Regions from separate parts of the Homo sapiens genome. Here region 1 is linked to region 2. A link is a contact called in ENCODE Hi-C data. All regions are on one chromosome and are shown on one strand. Each heading gives the region's core, a stretch centred on a gene start or an enhancer-like site at or near the end of the contact. The rest is flanking DNA. Distances are from core to core; before and after follow the strand shown. Region 1 overlaps JADE1 (jade family PHD finger 1). Region 2 holds the start of LINC02615 (long intergenic non-protein coding RNA 2615).

Evidence for each region. A loop is a pair of places that touch in the nucleus more often than their neighbours do. Pooled maps may share reads with other maps.
Region 1: a loop to region 2 is called in a map of Caco-2, with 12 times the contacts of the local background. The contact joins the enhancer-like site here to the promoter of LINC02615 in region 2. A Hi-C loop is called at or near these places in 12 of 168 maps with a recorded cell type or tissue (A673, Caco-2, Calu3 and 9 more) and 13 of 50 pooled maps.

What each region holds. Positions count from the first base shown.
Region 1 is chr4:128,859,571-128,866,312 of GRCh38, forward strand. JADE1 (jade family PHD finger 1) reads left to right here. Exons shown (of 11, transcript NM_199320.4): 9 at 2,134-2,655. Among named protein-coding and RNA genes, the nearest start is that of JADE1, 53 kb to the left of the region's middle. RefSeq lists an enhancer at 3,697-3,746. Within about 2 kb of position 3,186, at least 12 of the 41 ENCODE cell types and tissues checked have a DNase peak (open chromatin) inside an H3K27ac peak, as active enhancers do.
Region 2 is chr4:128,425,787-128,432,214 of GRCh38, forward strand. It overlaps LINC02615 (long intergenic non-protein coding RNA 2615), which reads left to right and starts at 2,230. Exons shown (of 9, transcript NR_125882.1): 1 at 2,230-2,512.

The DNA of each region.
Region 1 (6,742 bases), core at 1,936-4,435, 430 kb after region 2:
GCGTGTATGTGTGAGTGTGCATGTGTATGAGTGTGTAAGTATGTGTATGCACGTGTGCACTGGCAGGAAACAGGCTGCAGCAGACCACATTCCCCGGTGTTCTGAGCGTAGAATTTATGCCCTTGCCTGAGTATGCCAATCTGGTCCATAATTAATGTTTAAAAGAGGTGGGCGAATGGGATCTTTGTTTCCCTTTTGAAGAGAGATGATATAATGACTTTTTTGTTGCCATTGACCTCTTTTTCCCAGAACATTAATCTAAAGAAGAGGCCAAAGAAGGCTGATGATTTTTCATATCTTCACAGAATGGATTGATTTTATTAAAAGAATTCCTCTCTGAAATGTCTGCAGCTGTGAAGGCTCTGGTTTACGTTTCTGTAACATCTGTTTGCTGAGTCAACCTGAATGGGAAAACCCAGAGGAAGGCCATTTGGCGTTTTTACAAAGTCCTGTATAAATATTCTGCTGCAGTTCATTTCTCTTTAGGGTTAGAGCGCTTGGGTTAAGTGTAGTTTAAGCCAAACACAGATAGTGTCTCAGTCATCTGTTCCCACTTTTACTTCCCACTTGGCTGTGTGCTACAAGGGAAGACACTTTGTCTTCTCATGACAGTGGCCAGGTGTGTATGTGTGCGTGCTTGTGTGTGTGTTCTGCCACCAAAGCTGATTTCATACATTTCTTAGAATTGAGGTTATTTATAGAGAAAATACAGATTTATGTCAGTCTCTGTGGTTGAAGTGTTTGTAAGGGTGGAATGGTGAAGGGAGCTGGATTTTCTCCTCTTCTCAGTAAAAGAGACCTCATAGTAATGGAAGAAAGCCTGGTTGGCAGTGAGTTTCCTCTTAAATACTGGAATGATTAGGGGGAAAGCCTCAGCTCTAGCCTCTGCCATCCTTGGTGATGTGATTCAGGATCTGTTGAATGAGTTGAATTCAACTTCTCAGTTGGCTTGAAGCCGCTGGATTCTACAGCTCTGTGCAGCCCCTGGCATGCCCCGGTGATCACTTGGCTTCACACAATGCAGTGCTGCTTTTCAGGGACTGGCTTCAGTCACCATGAGGAACCACCTTCTAGGGATTTGCTCAGCAAGATCAGTGGAGGAGGAGTTAATCACTTTGCTCCTGCTAGACCAGAGGCTTGTTGTCTGGATCAAAGGCACTAAATTGTGGCCCTGTTTAGGCAGTGAGAGGGGAAGTGTTCTTCTGCATAGGTTGCTGATACCTGGCCTCTACGTTGACCTCCCTGTGACGCATGGGAAGGATCTTTCACGGTTCTCCTGCCTCTCTTCAGTGGCCAGGATCGGCGTGCACCGATCTCAGGGCTCAGAGCCCTCCATGCATCTGGTGAAGCTTCTTCGCAAGTGTGAAGACCTTTCCCTACCTTTCCTGTGCTGGATTCCTCTTGTCTCCTATTTTTTGGGGTTTTTATTCAGTTTCTCCTTCGTGCTGCTTCAAGGAAGTGCACTGTTCATTTTCTCACTCGTGTTGGGACTCTTCCTGGCTGGGGAGTCAGGATTTATGTTCAAACTGTGAGTAGTAGTCATTCTTCCCAAGGAGGTTCTTATTCAGGTTTGCACCAAAAGAGCTCAAATCTGTAAGAAAACCCAAGTTAATGCCTGAAAGTGGACTTTGCATATTGAGTACAGATTCTTTTGAATATGATCCTAGTGCCACACCTCCTTTCTCTACACATGTCATTTGTGTAATCATGTCTGCTCCAAGATGGGATTTGGATGCAGTTACTTTTCTGAGGAAGTTAGGGTTTGGTTGATTAAACCTTTCATTTGAAGAGGGCCCTTAAATTCCAAGACTTGGCTGGGCGCAGTGGCTCACGCCTGTAATCCCAGCACTTTGGGAGGCTGAGATGGGCGGATCTCTTTTGCCCAAGAGTTGGAGACCAACTTAGGCAACATAGGGAGACCTCATCTCTATAAAAAAAATTCCAAGCCTTACCTCTTTTAAAACATGACAGGATCTTGCAGGGTTAATCCACGTACAACTTTCCTGTCATGGCACATGCTTGAAGCATGGCTCTTCTCTGTGCATGTGTACATGGGGTGCCTAGCACTGCAGGCCTTCTGCCATCATTGCTCTATAATGGTCTATTCTCATGTTCTTTGTGTGTTCTTGACAGTGCTCTGTGAAGAACTGCCGCACAGCCTTCCATGTGACCTGTGCTTTTGACCGGGGCCTGGAGATGAAGACCATCTTAGCAGAGAATGATGAAGTCAAGTTCAAGTCCTATTGCCCAAAGCACAGCTCACATAGGAAACCCGAGGAGAGTCTTGGCAAGGGGGCTGCACAGGAGAATGGGGCCCCTGAGTGTTCCCCCCGGAATCCGCTGGAGCCCTTTGCCAGCCTTGAGCAGAACCGGGAGGAGGCCCACCGGGTGAGTGTCCGTAAGCAGAAGCTGCAGCAGTTGGAGGATGAGTTCTACACCTTCGTCAACCTGCTGGATGTTGCCAGGGCTCTGCGGCTGCCTGAGGAAGTAGTGGATTTCCTGTACCAGTACTGGAAGTTGAAGAGGAAGGTCAACTTCAACAAGCCCCTGATCACCCCAAAGAAAGATGAAGAGGACAATCTAGCCAAGCGGGAGCAGGATGTCTTATTTAGGAGGCTGCAGCTGTTCACGCACCTGCGGCAGGACCTGGAGAGGGTAATGATTGACACTGACACCTTATAGTGACTTAGAGAAGAAGATGCAAAGAGGCGAACGCTCGCCCAGAGCAAGAAATGATAGCCAGTCATATACTCTCAGACCCTTGTACACACCACAGCATGAGGTTGTGTTGGTTAAAAATATTTATGGGCTGGTAAACTCATTGTACATATGTGCAAAACTGCTACTGAGTGGGGAGCTTCTTTGTGGTTTTTTTTTTTTTAAAAACACTTTCCCATTAATCTTTACTGTTTTGTAAGATCAAATGGGGTGTGTCTTCCCCACCCCCATTCCTTCATTCTAGAGCTAGAGTGAATGAGCCCCAAGAAAATGACCCAAGGAGTTGACTCAGGATGGTTTACAGACTGATTTAGAAAACCAGAACGGATTTCATTTCTAATGGAGGGGGCCAGAGATGGGAAAATTTCTTGTTCAGTCCGGGGAAACACACCTAGGTGCTGGTGATGGGCTTATGAAGGAAGCTAAGCACGGCTGCTCACTGGCCCCCACTTTGTTTCTTGGGTAATTCACAGGGGAATTCCCAGTACTGTCATGGAGCAGAGCAGGCAGTGGGTGCTGATGTGTGTGCATGAGCTGTATGTACACATGCATATATCTGTTACAGAAGATACTCCTGGCAGTGAGGTGCTAAGTCATCACTGAGGCTGTGTGTGTGTGTGTGTGTGCGCGTGCCCGTGTCCATCCATGTCTCTGTTGTGTGTCTGTGTGCGGGTATGGGTGGGATTCCTGGTGGACAGGGGTGTCAGATCTGTCTGAGGAGCCCCAGTCATGCTCAGCACGCTACAGATGTGTTGTTTGTCACACTGAGATTGCTGAATGTCGTGGCTGTTGGCTGCCGAGCCTCAGCTGCTGGCATTTCCTTCTGCTGTTTGCTGCTTTTGTGCCTCCCCCACTTTCCATCACCTCTGGAGTCCCGTCTGGACGTCCCTTCCTGCTACAGGAATAATGAGGCGTGGGCTGCCTCCCGCTAGGGCCTCCTGCTCCCTGTAGGTAGTTTCTGGCTGAGGCTTGCTAATTGGGGATGCTTCTTAGAGCATCTTCCACATCAACTCCCCTGGCTGCTGGCTACCGATTAAATTCATTAGTGTGAAAGAGGTGGGAGTGAGGTTTTCTGGCCTGAAGCAGTCTGCACTGAAAGGTACCCAAGTGGCCTGAAACAGTGTAGGGAAAGACCTGGGAAACACTGGACCAAAAAAGCCTGATCTCATGGAGACCTGCATGGCCCTGTTAGAGATGGCGTAGAAGTGAAAGTCTTAAAGGGAGCATTAGAGATCCTTTTAATACACGACTGAGTGCCAGCTTATTTGTGATGCCCCTTCCCAGACCAGGTTAGGATTCCTGGGAAGGCCGCGGATTCCGGCCCTGGAAGAGGCAGGATCCTGGAGCAGTTTTGTGAGGCTTTTGTGCTCCCATACGCCCCCTGGTGGTGAGTGTAAAGAAGACTTTGCCTCTCACAACTACATGTATGTGTGGCATTTTTGTTAGAGATGAGAAAAGGATTGAGAAGGATAAACTGGAATCCTGGTAAGAAGCCTTTATGCCAGCCCGACACCTGCTGTAATTGGGGTGCATGAGCTATGGAGTCAGATAGTTGTTGGGAGGGGGAGGACAAGAAGTCTATTGTTTGGACTGTGTTTGTCTCACAATCACCACAAAATAAAAGTGTAGAAAATGCTTGTGGTGTACTAACTCTTTTCTGTACTTAAGTTACTCAGATTAACATGCACTTCTAATTCTAAACATTTTTTTTGGAGTCATCACTGTCGCTGTTTAAGTAGAACAATGCCAACGATGTATGAGAAACAGGGAATAAATCAGGATTTGTGTGTGTATGTGTGTGGCATTACTTACATTTACTTTATTAAAAAGCCTAAGGAACTTTAAAGAATTTGTATTCAGTTTATTTTTATTTTTTCAAGACAGAGTCTCACTTTGTTGCCCAGGCTGGAGTGCAGTGGCGTGATCTCGGCTCACTGCAGCCTCCGCCTCCCGGGTTCAAGTGATTCTCCTGCCTCGGTCTCATGAGTAGCTGGGATTACAGGCGTGCGCCACCATGCCTGGCTAATTTTTGTATTTTTAGTAGAGACGGTTTCACCATGTTGGTCAGGTTGGTCTTGAACTCCTGACCTCAAGTGATCTACCTGTCTTGGCCTCCCAGAGTGTTGGGATTACGCCACTGTACCCAGCCTTAGACTCAGTTTAAAATGGGCTTATTGTAATGAAAAAAAATACGCTACCCAAAATTTGCCATGATGCCTGTGATGGTGAAGGCATTAAACAATTGAAATCTTTGCCTTGCCCAGAGAGTTGCAGTTATTTGTAATTATAAACAGTAAGTGTATCAGGGCAGGGGTGACAATAAAAAACCAATCATTACTACCAACTTGTTTTCTCAAGTAAGTTAGTTTTCTGTTTAATTCACACAATATCAGTTTATAGCAGATCCTCAAAAATCATTTAATACCTGTGACTACAATCAAGGCATATGATCATTCTCAGACTGACAAATAAGTAGCCATCATTAGAAATGCAGACAACTGAGTAATTATGGTGACTGCTCTTCCTTCAGACACACACCTCGGGGCATTGCATACCTGGGTACCAGTTCTGGATCTGGAAGTTAGGTGACAGGAGTAGATTTCAGGAGGGCTTGGGAGCACACAACTTTAAGAAGACACAGTTGCTGATGTGGTGGGTAGCCATGTCATTCCCAAGGCTGCCACTTCACTCTCATTCCTTTCCCCTAAAAGATGCAGTAAATGTGAGTTCAGCAAATGAGTATTTATTCAGATAAAGACGTGCTACCACTGCACTCTGGCTAGCGTTATGGAAAGTGGCCAAGTCCTGGGGGCAGTCCTGTAGTCACTCAGTGGAATGGTCACCTTTGAAAATCTGGTAGTGGCTACAGTGTCCCCTGAACAAAAGGCACGTTCAACTTTAGTGCTGCAAACAGTTTTGGATTCAAGAAAACACTGAAACCACTTTTAGATGTCTTAGAGCAGTGTATCTCAGGGTGTTGTCCCTGACCCAGAAACTTAGGAATGCAGATTCATGGGCCCCACCTCCAAAGGGTGGTTCTGTTTTGTGGGTACCCCATGTTTCTGTTTGGGAACACTGCTTTAGGGGAAAGGGATGATCAGGTTTAAGGTGGTGTGAGAGTGCACCTGGAGATGGTTTAAATGTTTTTTAAGATACCTCCTTGCAGGCAGTTGGGAGAAGATAAAGCAGGGGAGGGAGCTTGGTGGAACGGGTGCAGGAAGAAGGGACAAGCTGGATGTGTTTTGAGGATGGGAGAGCATCAGTCCAGCTCTGCAGGTGGAGGTTGCTGAGCGTTGTCCTATAGGGAACTTTATGCATAAGGGAAGTCAGGTTTAGAGTCCTCACTACTATAAAGTGGAGTTGGTCAGGGCTGATTTGTTCCGATTGAAAACCATGCCCTTTGCTTTTTGGGTTTACATTTAGATATTTCCCATCAGAGATCATGAGGAATAGCAGTGGGATTTTTCTATTTAGCAGCCATGGTGTGGTCAAAGCTACCAAAATTAAATTTGAATAATATACAAAGTTCAAATTCCCTGGCTTCCCCGTTTTCCATTTTTAAGGATAATTTCAAGTAAGAGAGATGTAAGTATTTCTATTACATGTCTGATTTGAATATGAGAGCAACCTGTCTGCTCCTAAGATGTCAGGATTTGTTTCCATTTTTTATTTCCAGGAGTCAGATTCCTTGTTAATGTAAAAATGGTTCTGTTTCCTAGAAGTTTTGAATCTGCTATGGATCTAGGTCTGGCCCCTCGTTCTTGAGCTTCACTCTTAATTTCCCCTGGGTGGAACAATATCGAAGAGAGGAGGATGTTAGCCACTTCCATTCCCAAGTTGGTGAGAATTTCTATAAAGGACACCTGCTTCTTGGATTGAGGGTGTGCAGCTGTCAGAGAAGGGAAGAAACTACCTTAACTAGGCTGATTGACATCCATGTAATATTTACTATGAGACAGGGAGAGTGTTTTTATTCTCAATTCTTTAAATTTAAAATAAGACAGGAAATGTTAGTGACATAAGG
Region 2 (6,428 bases), core at 980-3,479:
TTCTCCTGGAGAGCTTGCCACTTTATAGTTAATAAAGGTAAGAAGAAGCTTCTTTTTCAAACATTTTCAGGATTTAACCATTCACAGCTTCTCCTGATCTCCATTCGGAAGGACCCATAGAGTCCAGCCCTTGTGTGGGCGATAATGAGAATGTGCTTACATGGAGCTGGATGAAAGAGGCAGAAATCAGTATCACTAGTTTAAAGGTTTATGAGGCTTAGTTAATTAAAGCTTTTAATTTGCACGGGAACCCAAAGAAGCTAATCTTTGTCAGATCCAAACAGTAAGATGACTAGCCATTCTGGTTTTCCCATAATGATGAGGTTTCCTGAGATGGAGAACTTCCAGTGCTAAAACCAGGACATTCCTAGGCGAACTGAGATCAACTTAGCATTCCTCTTCCTCACAGACTCAAGTTTTCTTCCATTTAAAATGCTGTTACAGACTGAATGCTTCTTTCTAACATGTTCCCTGTGCATCAGATCTCTGCTAAATAATGGAGTCCTAGAACTGGAAGGGATGCTTAGATGTCATGAGGTCATCCACTGCCTTCCAGTAGGTTTCATTCAGCTGGGCTGTTTAGATCATCTGCTCCTAAAAAACGATGTGCTGGGAAACAGAGTCCACAGATAGTGTAGAGTCTGATACTTAGTCTGTAATTTTATAATCCTTACTATTTGCTATTTGAATATCTTTCATATTATGTGGTTTCTTTTTTTCTTACACGTTATTATAGGATTGAGAGGTGTGGCTGCCAGTTTCTGCAGAGGAATTATGGAGGTTGAGTTTAGAAGTTCATGGTTCTAGCAATAGCCATGGTTTGGGGGGAAATTACTGCTTTGTTTTGGCAAATGTAAATATAAGTTTTCAGGAAATATGTGCCTAAATTAAGAGTGCAGTGTTTAGACGGTTCCCCCAAACTGCTGTTAAAACTATAAGGAGATTGGCTTGTCTCATTGATAAGGAAGAAAGTTGCTAATATTTTATTTCCTGCTTGTTTTATTAATTCTTTATATTTGATATTCTCTTATATCCTACTCAAATATGTGTATAGATCTCAATAATTCTAAAAGTTCAGGGAATGGAATTCATTTTTTTTGGTAAATATATTGCCGTTTTCTATCTCATTAGGGTAGACAATTTGTCTATCTCAATTGGCCAAACTGCTATTGGGTCGCAGTCGCCTTAGCTTGTGTAAACTATAAAGAACTGGTTCAGATACTCTATATGGAACTCTGTCAAATTCTGGTTCCCAAACCTTGGCTCAGTTTAAGACTTCAAGATACACACATAAATGTAAATAAATAAATTAAAAGTATATATATATATTTATTGTTGTTGTTGTTATTGTTAGATAGATTGTTTTGTCCCAAAGGTATAACCAGTACGTGGTCACTATAGTAAATACATAAATTACAGAAAAATAATAGGAAGAAGAAGAAAATTACTCTGATTCCACCTAAAGATAGTGATTGATTTGGGGGTATTTCTTTTTGCTCTTTATTTCTATGTAGTGTTGTTTGTTTCACATATTATAATATTGCATCCTACCCTTTTCACTTATAATTATAACACAAGCATTTTTCCATTTAATCATGAACTCTTTTTAAATAACATGTGTAATGGTTGCACAACATTCCATGGCATGCTGTAGCATTTCAGTAGAACATAGCTCGGTGGAGGAGACAACAGTATACACATAGAGTAAGCTTAGATTATGTTCTCAAATTAGTTAGGCAAGAATGTAAAATCTGATGGGCAGCAAGGTGTCCTCAGAGGATGGGAGCAGATGCAGGATAAATCAGCATGGCTTCTCTTACTCTGTGCTGATCCTCATGAGGCACGTGGCTGCAGCTGATATCCTTCATAGCGGGTCTCTGGATCTGGAAAGCTCCACAATCCTTTCACCACCCTTTTATATGCTTCTTGGAAGAATTTACACCAACAAACTATGCATTTTTGTTGAAGATAATTATTACAACATTGAACTTTTCTGGAACCAAACTCAGCAAAGAATAGGTGATGTTCTCGTCTTGAAGGACATATAGGGTATCAATTTATTGCCTCACAGCTACAAATTCACTCTTCATTGCATGCTCTGAGAAAATGGATATGGGCCCTTTAAATATTTTTCTTTGCCAGATGGCACCATGTTAATCTTTGTCGGTAGAGGGTGCATGAGAGACATGATAGGAGGAACGGGCTTTGCTTCCTGGTCTGACCATTTTTATATGCAAGCTCCTGGAATGCCTGTGGTTTCTCCAGCACCTGGGTCCTGCTGGCAACCAGCAGCACCCAGTGGCCAGCAGCGTACTCTTTCACCTCTTCTTGGGTGACTTTGTGGAATGCTCCAATGTGACATCTCCCTGTGAACGCCTTTCCTGACACCCTAAAAAGTGTCAGGAATTTCCAGCAAGTTCCAGAGAGCAGGTTTCCAGCAAGTTTGGTCAGTATGACACCACAGCGATATCTCTGCCATTCACTGAACTTGGATTCTTCCTTCTTCAGTGAGGTATGGATTTCAACCCTGGATTGGGAAGTGGCTGGGGACCCTTCCCTGGGCACTGTATCCCAGCCCTGGGGACAGTGGCTGCTTCATATTCCCGTATCCATTAGCATTCTCTTCTTTTTTTTTTTTTCCTTTCCAACTTTTATTTTAGGTTCAGGGGTACATGCGCAGGTTTGTTACATGGGTAAACTATATGTGATGGGGGTTTGGTGTACAGATTATTTCATCACCCAGATAATAAGCATAGTACTTGACAAGTAGTTTTTCAATCCTCACCCTCCTCTCACCCTCCACCCTCAAGTAGGCCCAGGTATTTAGTTTCCTTCTTTCTGTCCATGTGTACTCAATGTTTAGCTTCCACTTATAAGTGAGAACGTGAAGTATTTATTTTCTGTTCTTGCATTAAATTGCTTAGGATACTGGCCTCTAGCTCTATTCATGTTGCTGAAAAGGACAAGATTTCACTGTTTTTTATGGCTGCGTAGTATTCTGTGGTATATAATATGTACCACATGCTCATTATCCAGTCCACCATTGATAGGCATCTAAGTGGATTCCATGTCTTTGCTATTGTGAATAGTGCTGTGATCAACATATGCATGCATGTCTTTATGGGAAAATTATTTATGTTCCTTTGTGTATATACCCAGTAATGGGATTGCTGGCAGTTCTGTCTTAAATTCTCTGAGAAATCTCCAGACTGCTTTCCACAGTGGCTGAACTAATTTACGTTCCCAACAGCAGTGTGTATGCATTCCCTTTGCTCCACAACCTCACCAGCATCTGTTATTTTTTGACTTTCTAATAATAGCCATTCTGACTGGTGTGAGATGGTATCTCATTGTGGTTTTGATTTGCATTTCTGTAATGATTAGTGATATTGAGCTTTTTTTCATAGGCTTGTTGGCTGCATGTATGTCTTCTTTGGAGAAATGTCTGTTCACGTCATTTGCCCATTTTTTAATGGGGTTGTTTGTTTTTTGCTTGTTAATTTATTTAAGTTCCTTATAGATTCTGGATAGTAGACCTTTGGTGTATGGTTTGCAAATATTTTCTCCCATTCTGTAGGTTGTCTGTTTACTCTGTTGATAATTCCCTTTTTTGTGCAGAAGCTCTTTAGTTTAATTAGATCCCACTTGTCAATATTTGTTTTTGTTGCAATTGCTTTTGAAGTCTTTGTCATGAAATTTTTGCCAGGGCCTATGTCCAGAGGGTACTTGCTAGGTTTTCTTCTAGGGTTTTCATAGTTTTAGGTTTTACATTTAAGTATGTAATCCATCTTAATTTGTGTATATGGTGTAAGGAAGGGGTCCAGTTTCCATTTTCTACATATGGCCAGCCAGTTATCCTAGCACCATTTATAAAATAGGGCATCCTTTCCCCATTGCTTGTTTTCATTGACTTTGTTGATTATCAGTTGTAGGTTTCTGGCTTTATTTCGGAGTTCTCTAACCTGTTCCATTGGTCTATGTGTCTGTTTTTGTATCAGTATCATACTGTTTTGGTTACTGTGGCCTTGTAGTAAAATTTGAAGTTAGGTAGTGTGATACCTCCAGCTTTATACTTTTTCCTTAGGATTTCTTTGGCTATTTGGGCACTTTTCTGGTTCCATATGAATTTTAGAATAGTTTTTCTAATTCTGTAAAAAATGTCATTGGTAGCTTGATAGGAATGGCATTGAACATATAAATTTCTTTGGACAGTATGGCTGTTTTAACAATATTGATTCTTCCTATCCATGAGCATGGAATATTTTTCCATTTCTTTGTGTCATCTCTGATTTCTTTCAGCAGTATTTTGTAATTCTTGTTGTAGGGATCTTTTACCTCCCTGTTTAGCTCTATTGCTAGGTACTTCTTTGTGTTGCTTTTGTGAATGGGGTTGCATTTTAAAAAATAATTTAAAAAATTTTGAGGGGTACATATTAGGTGTACATATTTATGAGGTACATGAGATGTTTTGGTACAGGCATGTAACACATAATAATCATGTCATACAAAATTGGCTATTTATCCCCTCAAGTATTTATCCTTTGTATTACTCTTTTAGTTATTTTAAAATAACTAAAATTATGCTTTTAGTTATTTTAAAATGTACAATTAAATTATTGTTGACTATAGTGCCCCTGTTATGCTGTCAAATACTAGGTCTTACTCTTTCTTTCTATTTTATTTTGTACCCATTAACCAACCCCACTTCTTCCCTGCCCTCCCACTACCCTTCCCAGCCTCTGGTAACTATCCTGTTCTCTATCTCTGTGAGTTCAATTGTTTTGATTTTTAGATTTCACAAATAAGTGAGAACATGTGATGTTTTTCTTTATCTGCCTAGCTTATTTCACTTAACATGATGACAGCCAGTTCCATCCATGTCGTCGCAAGTAACAGAATCTCATTCTTTTTTTTGTGGCTGAATAGTACTCCATTGTGTATAAGTATGACATTTTCTTTATCCATTCTTCTATTGATGAACACTTAGGTTGCTTCTAATGTTGGCTGTTGTTAACAGTGATACAACAAACATGGTAGTGCAGATATCTCTTCAGTATACTGATTTTTTTCTTTTGGTACATACCCAGAAGTGGGATTGCTGGATCACATAATAGCTCTATTTTAGTCTTTCAAGGAACCTCCAAACTGTTTTCCATAGCGGTTGTACTAATTTACATTTCCACCAACAGTATATGAGGGTTCCCTTTTCTCCATATCCTCACCAGCATTTGTTTTTGGCTGACTTTTGGATAAAAGCCATTTTAACTGGAGTGAGATGATATCTTGTAATTTTGATTTGCATTTCTCTGATGATCAGTAGCATTGACCACTTTTTCATATGCCTGTTTGCCATTTGCATGTCTTCTTTTGAGAAATGTCTATTAAAATATTTTGCCCATTTTTAAATCGGATTATTAGATTTTTTTCCTATAGGGTTGTTTGAGCTCTTTATATAGTCTGCTTATTAATCCCTTGACAGATGGGTGTTGCAAATATTTTCTCCCATTCTGTGGGTTGTCTCTTCACTTTGTTGATTGTTTCCTTTGCTGTGCAGAAGCTTTTTAACTTGATGTGATCCCATTTGTCCATTTTTTTCTTTGGTTGCCTGTGCTTGTGGGGTACGACTCAAGAAATTTTTGCCCAGACCAATGTTCTGGAGAGTTTCCTCAATATTTTCTTGTAGCAATTTCATAATTTGAGGTCTTAGATTGAAGTCTTTATTTTATTTTATTATTAAACTTTAAGTTTTAGGGTACATGTGCACAATGTGCAGGTTTGTTACATATGTATGCATGTGCCATGTTGGTGTGCTGCACCCATTAACTCGTCATTTAACGTTAGGTATATCTCCTAATGCTATCCCTCCCCCCTCCCCCGACCCCACAACAGGCCCTGGTGTGTGATGTTCCCCTTCCTGTGTCCGTGTGTTCTCATTGTTCAATTCCCACCTATGAGTGAGAACATGCAGTGTTTGGTTTTTTGTCCTTGCGATAGTTTCCTGAGAATGATGGTTTCCAGCTTCATCCATGTCCCTACAAAGGACATGAACTCATCAGTTTTTATGGCTGCATAGTATTCCATGGTGTATATGTGCCACATTTTCTTAATCTAGTCTATCATTTTGGACATTTGGGTTGGTTCCAAGTCCGCTATTGTGAATAGTGCCGCAATAAACATACATGTGCATGTGTCTTTATAGCAGCATGATTTATAATCCTTTGGGTATATACCCAGTAATGGGATGGCTGGGTCAAATGGTATTTCTAGTTCTAGATCCCTGAGGAATTGCCACATTGACTTCCACAATGGTTGAACTAGTTTACAGTCCCACCAACAGTGTAAAAGTGTTCCTATTTCTCCACATCCTCTCCAGTACCTGTTGTTCCCTGACTTTTTAATGATTGCCATTCTAACTGGTGTGAGATGGT